Linked DNA regions of Homo sapiens: region 1 is linked to region 2. Evidence: chromatin contacts called from ENCODE Hi-C or POLR2A ChIA-PET data. All regions are on one chromosome and are shown on one strand. The core of a region is the stretch at or near the end of the contact, and the rest is flanking DNA. Distances in the headings are between cores, read along the strand shown. Region 1 holds the start of CALR (calreticulin). Region 2 holds the start of WDR83OS (WD repeat domain 83 opposite strand).

The links. Hi-C counts contacts between places; a loop is a spot of excess contacts on that map. ChIA-PET counts read pairs that join two places held with the same protein, here RNA polymerase II (POLR2A). Pooled maps may share reads with other maps.
Region 1: a map of CD8-positive, alpha-beta T cell shows a loop between it and region 2 (6-fold over the local background). The contact joins the promoter of CALR here to the promoter of WDR83OS in region 2. A Hi-C loop is called at or near these places in 1 of 168 maps with a recorded cell type or tissue (CD8-positive, alpha-beta T cell) and 6 of 50 pooled maps. POLR2A ChIA-PET finds 5 or more read pairs at or near these places in 6 of 52 experiments (AG04450, BJ, CD8-positive, alpha-beta memory T cell and 3 more).

Annotation. Positions count from the first base shown.
Region 1 is chr19:12,937,247-12,940,426 of GRCh38, reverse strand. CALR (calreticulin) reads right to left here and starts at 1,818. Exons shown (of 9, transcript NM_004343.4): 1 at 1,657-1,818; 2 at 1,192-1,293; 3 at 796-999; 4 at 280-374; 5 at 1-184. The coding sequence starts at 1,747. RefSeq lists enhancers at 1-534, 1,427-1,476, 771-1,520, 2,147-2,196, 2,267-2,376 and a cis regulatory region at 1,578-2,216.
Region 2 is chr19:12,668,155-12,671,119 of GRCh38, reverse strand. It overlaps WDR83OS (WD repeat domain 83 opposite strand), which reads left to right and starts at 1,705. Exons shown (of 4, transcript NM_016145.4): 1 at 1,705-1,766; 2 at 1,887-1,992; 3 at 2,503-2,600; 4 at 2,695-2,965. The coding sequence starts at 1,717. The coding sequence ends at 2,761. WDR83 (WD repeat domain 83) reads right to left here. Exons shown (of 11, transcript NM_001099737.3): 2 at 2,493-2,612; 3 at 1,227-1,365; 4 at 1,023-1,143; 5 at 835-940; 6 at 509-557; 7 at 299-425. The coding sequence starts at 1,329. RefSeq lists enhancers at 84-757, 917-1,006, 1,147-1,236.

The sequences.
Region 1 (3,180 bases), core at 569-3,068, 270 kb before region 2:
CGATCTTGGCCCGCTCATCCCAGTCTTCCGGTTTTGAAGCATCAGGATCCTTTATCTTCTTGGGTGGCAGGAAGTCCCAATCGTCTTCCAAGGAGCCGGACTCCACCTGGCTGTTGTCAATCTTCACCTCATAGGTGTTGTCTGGCCGCACAATCAGTGTGTACAGGTGTGTAAACTCATCATCCTGAAGAAGGAAGAAGGTGAGCGGGGGCCACCCCCCAATGAGGCTGACCTCTGAATCTCCCCATGACAGCCATTTGCCACCACCCCCAGGCACACCTTGCAACGGATGTCCTTGTTGATCAGCACGTTCTTGCCCTTGTAGTTGAAGATGACATGAACCTTCTTGGTGCCAGGGCCACAGATGTCGGGACCTAGGTGTGAAGCAGATCCAGTTAAGAGTCAGAGACTACCCATCATCTCGAGGCTCTCACCCCTCTTTATAAAAGGAAGACCTGGTTCTTCAACTCGGGTCTGTCAAGGCTGAGAAGAGAAACTCAGACCCTGATTCTGTCCTGAATGGGCTGTGGGTGGAGCCTTAAGTTTAAAGGAGAAAAAAAAAAAATCAGTGCTCTAGAACTCAAAATCCTCATTAGTAAGATTGGGAAATAACTATATACAAACACGCAAATTAAATTAACAGCCTAGATCTGCGATCATAATGCAATAAATTGTTGCTGGGACTTATTCTTTTAGCTCCCCTTCCAAAAAAAATCATTATTAAGAAAGTCAATGGGGTCTGGGTCTCCCTCTAACTAATGGGACAGAGATCAGCACCAGGAAGCAGGCCCTCACCAAACATGATGTTGTATTCTGAGTCTCCGTGCATGTCTGTCTGGTCCAAACTATTAGGAAACAGCTTCACATAGCCGCCCCCACAGTCGATGTTCTGCTCATGTTTCACCGTGAACTGCACCACCAGCGTCTGGCCTTTGTTGCTGAAAGGCTCGAAACTGGCCGACAGAGCATAAAAGCGTGCATCCTGGCTTGTCTGCAAACCTGAGACGGGACGGTAGTGAGGTCACCGTTGGGCCTTGACTCGCGAGGACCCTCGACTTAGAGAATAGAGAAGACTCCCCCACTTCCTCCACCTGTCCTCCTCCAAGGGGACTGTCCCGGCTGTGTGTGTACAGACAAGGACTTCTGCCAGGAAGTCCTCCCGGATCTGAGCACCCACTCCTAGGCTCTTACCTTTATCTTTCTCCTCGTCACCGTAGAACTTGCCGGAACTGAGAACGAATTTGCCAAAATCTGACTTGTGTTTGGATTCGATCCAGCGGGAAGTCCACCCGTCTAAGTGGGGGATTAGAGGGGTAGGTCAGAGCGGCTGTGCTAATCCCCCCCCACACCAAACATCTGCCGAGAGCCACAAGCTGCTGGGGACAGGAAAGGAGATCCCCGACACTCCCCATTCCAACCTCTAGTTTGACACGTCGGGTGCCTTCAGAGATCCTCGGGCTAACCCTAACTCCCGCCGCGGGAGGCCGCTACGCCCTCCGCGCTCCCCAGGGACGCAGAAGAGAAATCGCCCGCGGCTCTAGTCCCGGGAGGCCACCGTGTTGGACCTCTAAACGGTAATTACGGGCGACAACGCAGATCCAGGATCGGGGGCCGGCCGCGTCGTCGGGGCGGCCTCGAGGCGGGACCAGGCGTTACCTCCGTCCAGAAACTGCTCCTTGAAGTAGACGGCAGGCTCGGCGACGGCCAGGCCGAGGAGGCCGAGCAGCAGCGGCACGGATAGCAGCATGGCGGGCCGAGGGGGCGGCAACGCGCGGGCCCTTTAAAACGACCCTCCGGCAGCGGCTCTGCAGTACGGACGGACGCCGCCGCCCGCCTTGCACTTTTATACCCACCCGCCTCTCAAACCAACCTGACCCAGCCCTTGGGCCCGCCCCTGCCACTTTGTCATTGGTCTATGCCCATGGCCGTCTTTTTCCATTGGACCTTCGTCGGTTCACTATGTTAGGCTGCGCCTCGGAACGCTGGGTTCCCAGATGGCCGATTTCTATTGGCCTCACCACCGACCAATGATGGTCGACCACGCGTGGGGGGGACGCCCACTGGTGGGGTGGGGGCCGCGAGCACCTCAGGCCAGGTCATGTGACCAGACCTGAACCCAACCCCGCCCTCGTCCGCGCGCGTCGTTGCCCATCTGGGCGTTTAAAGAAACCGCGGGAGCGCAGCTGTCTCCACGCGGGACCGGGACCCTGCCCTCAGCTTCTCTCCCTCCCATTCCCTCTAGGTGGAGGGGCTGGGCAAGGCTTTCTTAGCCAGCTCTTATCTTGCATTTGAGAACCAGCACCCCACTGCTGCTCCCCCACCCCTGCCTGGGATGGGAGAGAGCTCACGGATTGGGGCCCTTGGGGCTTCGCTGCACCCCGGTGCTACAGTCACGCGGGCCGGTGGGAAGAATGCCAGCCCTCTCCTCCTTCTGCCCCTAGAGCCCTGGCAGCCTATCGGACTGCTGCTGTGTGACCGGGGCAAGTCACTTAAGCTCTCTGAAGTGACAGACGTTCCTGAGCAGACAGAGGGGGCGACCCTGGCCAGATGCTACCCAGCAGAAATGCTTTTAACGTTTTTAAAGCTGTCCTGGGACAAGAGGGGAGGAAGGCTTAACGATGTGACTGTGACTTCTGGAGTGGGGATAGGGTTATTACCCAGATTGCAGCCGCCCCTTTACCCTCCTCTCAACCGGTAAATGAAGGGGGTCGCTGTCTGTGGTCTCCCACAAACGGCCTGGCTTTTGCAATTAAACGGCTATAGGCAGGCGAGAGGGCAGGGGGTTCCGTTTGGGGAGGGAAAAAAGACACAGATGGTAGGGACGATAAGATGCTAGGGAGATGGGCAGGACCCACCCCCCGACCCCAGTCTAGAGTCTTCTTCAGAAGCCAGAGGCACGTGACTGGCACCAGTACCCTGCCCCCACGCTGTAGAAAGGAGGAAGGAGAGCTGGGGGTTTTCCAAACTCTGGGCAAATAAGCCCTGGACCTGGGAGCGCGGGAGTGGACTATGGAAGGAGGGAATGAGGGGGATCCAGGAAAGAGGGTGGGGAGGGGGTGCTTCCTGGCTAATGGTTGTGACTCAGAAAAGAGAGGAAGGAAAAAATGAAAAGGAAAATAAAGTGGAGTGGGGGGAATGACTTGGCAAGGGTCTCTGGTTAAAAAAAAAAAAAAGAAATGG
Region 2 (2,965 bases), core at 456-2,955:
CTGACCTCAAGTGATCTGCCCACCTTGGCCTCCCAAAGTGCTGGGATTACAGGTGTGAGCCACCGTGCCCGGCCAGATTATTATTATTTTGTAGACAGTCTGTCTTTCACCCAGCATGGAGTGCAATGGTGCCTCGAACTCTTGGACTCAAGTGATCCTTCCACTTCAGCCTCCCAAGTAGCTGGGATTACAGCTGTGTGCCACTGTGCCCAGCTGAGAGTAGGTTTTAATCTGAGCATGGGGGCAGCTATGATTCCCCGTAGCACCTGGGGTGAGACCAGGTCCTGGCTCCACTCACCCTGCCAGGATCTCGTGGTCTGACACCTTCACACTGGACACGCCATCTCTGGCCTCATCCAGCGTCTGCACTGGCTCAGGCCTCCGTGAGCGGCAATCCCAACAGCGGATACTGGAATCAATAGAGCCTGTGAGGCCAGCATGATGGTGAGGTCAGGTTTGGAGGGGGAGGGCAGCACCCTGGGCCCCCGTGCTTAGGCCCCAGACTCACCGGACAGGATAACTGTGGCCTCTTCATTAAACTGCACCGTGTTCACCTTCTGAGAAAGTTATTGCCACTCAGAGGAGGCTGGACTTTGGAGGACTGGGATAAAGGCAGGGTTCCCAGTGTCGGTTAAAGCAAGGGCGAAGGGGAGGTGAAAGGTTTTGGGGGAACAGCAAGGACAGGGGTTGGTGACTGCCTAGCCTGGCATGCGGAGTGGGGGATCGTCATCTGGGGAAGGGATCCTTACGGTGTAATGGGGGTGGCCGTGTCACCACCTATGCGCTAATACGGGTCCCCTCCACTCAAATGAGGGTCTCCAGGCTTTCACTCACCCCTGCGTGGCCCCGGAATTTGCGCACGACCTGCCCTGATGCCACATCCCACAGAACCACCGCCTTGTCCCCGCCGCCGGAGCAGAGACTACTGTTGTCAAAGGAGCTGGAGTAAAGGAGGAGGAGGATCAGCATCGACCTCGGATCCCAGCCTCAGCGCTCCCATCCCAGCCTGGTCCCCGGCTCACCCGGCCGCATCCAGCACCTCGTAGCCGTGGCCGCTGTACGTCCGCAGCAGCGTCCCCCGAAGCGGGTTCCACAGCTTCAGCGTCTTGTCACTGCCGCACGTCAGGCAGTAATTGCCATCCACTGGGGAACACCAGGCGGGGGTTACTGGGCCGTCGATCTCAGGAGGCGGGAGGAGGACCCGGAATGAAGACGAAGGCGCTCACCATTAAATCGTACGGCTCGCACTGCCCCCTGCCCGCAGTCCAGCGTCTTCAACCGTTTCTGCGGCAGCTCTGGAGGCCGCGGCTTTGGCTCAGGGAAAGCCATGCTCCCAGGACTCCTTCCTTGCAGCCTTAAATCGGTCTGTACGGAAAATTCCGCGCCTTAGAAACCCACGCTTGGGTGTAACCTTATTATTGTTCTTCCTGACCTACTTCCTGTTTATCACTTCCGGGTTCATCATTTTGGCATTTCGGTGATCGGGTTGGAACTATTGAAGCCCGCTTTCAGGTTCTTTTCCCCATTTTCCCTTTGAAAGGAAGACTTCTGGCTTCTCCTAAATCTCCGTTCTCTGGGTAAGGGGAGTCCAAGCCTCTGTCATGAGGAACGGAAATGCGAGGGCCTCGGGTGTTACTCTAAAATCCGCCCTCAGCTTGCACGCCGGAAGCTGCGATTCCTGCAGCGGAAGAGGCGTGATCTGGCCTTCGACTCGCTATGTCCACTAACAATATGTCGGACCCACGGAGGCCGAACAAAGTGCTGAGGTGAGGACCCCAGCGTCGTGGGCACGGGTTCGGGTTGTGGGTGTGGATCGGGGCCCTGGGAAGCGCCTGTCTATCCCGGGGGCAGGACCTGAGCGCCCCTGACCCTCGAGCCTGTCGCAGGTACAAGCCCCCGCCGAGCGAATGTAACCCGGCCTTGGACGACCCGACGCCGGACTACATGAACCTGCTGGGCATGATCTTCAGCATGTGCGGCCTCATGCTTAAGGTGGGCGGGGTTGAGCTTCTATGGGTGTAGTTGGACCTGAGAACGAGGCCCGGGGGCGGGTTTGGAATGAAGCGGGGTGTCTTGTCATTGCTGATGGGGCGGGACCTGAGATCGGCCGGGAGTGGGGCTGCGATGACGCTGGGCCGAGAAAGCCCCAGTCTTTGGTGAAGTCAAGGATTCGAGTCAGGTTGGGGATGTGGCAGATTGGTCTGCGAGTGGGGCCAGGCTTTGAAGCAACTTGGAGAGGAGTTGTGGAAAAAGGGCAGGGTCTTAAGCATGTGGGATGTCAGAGTCTCTCTTGGTCCTGAGAGACGCAGGCCAGACAGTAGGACTAGAAACCACGTATCTAGAGTATGCCATGAGCAGGTGGGACTGAGGAATTCCGGGTGGGGCAAGGTCCCAGCTGCATCAGATGGAATCAGTGGGCATGATCTGGTGTCTGGAAAGGTGGCTTCGGGGACTCATTGTTGTGCCTTTCACTAACCTGCCCACCCACTTACCTTTCCCTAGCTGAAGTGGTGTGCTTGGGTCGCTGTCTACTGCTCCTTCATCAGCTTTGCCAACTCTCGGAGCTCGGAGGACACGAAGCAAATGATGAGTAGCTTCATGTGAGACTTGCCCTACAGAACAAGTGACTCTTGAGTAAGGGGTGGGGGGACCCCAGCCTGGCCATCCTAGACTGACACCTCTCTCCTGTCTCAGGCTGTCCATCTCTGCCGTGGTGATGTCCTATCTGCAGAATCCTCAGCCCATGACGCCCCCATGGTGATACCAGCCTAGAAGGGTCACATTTTGGACCCTGTCTATCCACTAGGCCTGGGCTTTGGCTGCTAAACCTGCTGCCTTCAGCTGCCATCCTGGACTTCCCTGAATGAGGCCGTCTCGGTGCCCCCAGCTGGATAGAGGGAACCTGGCCCTTTCCTAGGGAACACCCTAGGCTTACCCCTCCTGCCTCCCTTCCCCTGCCTGCTGC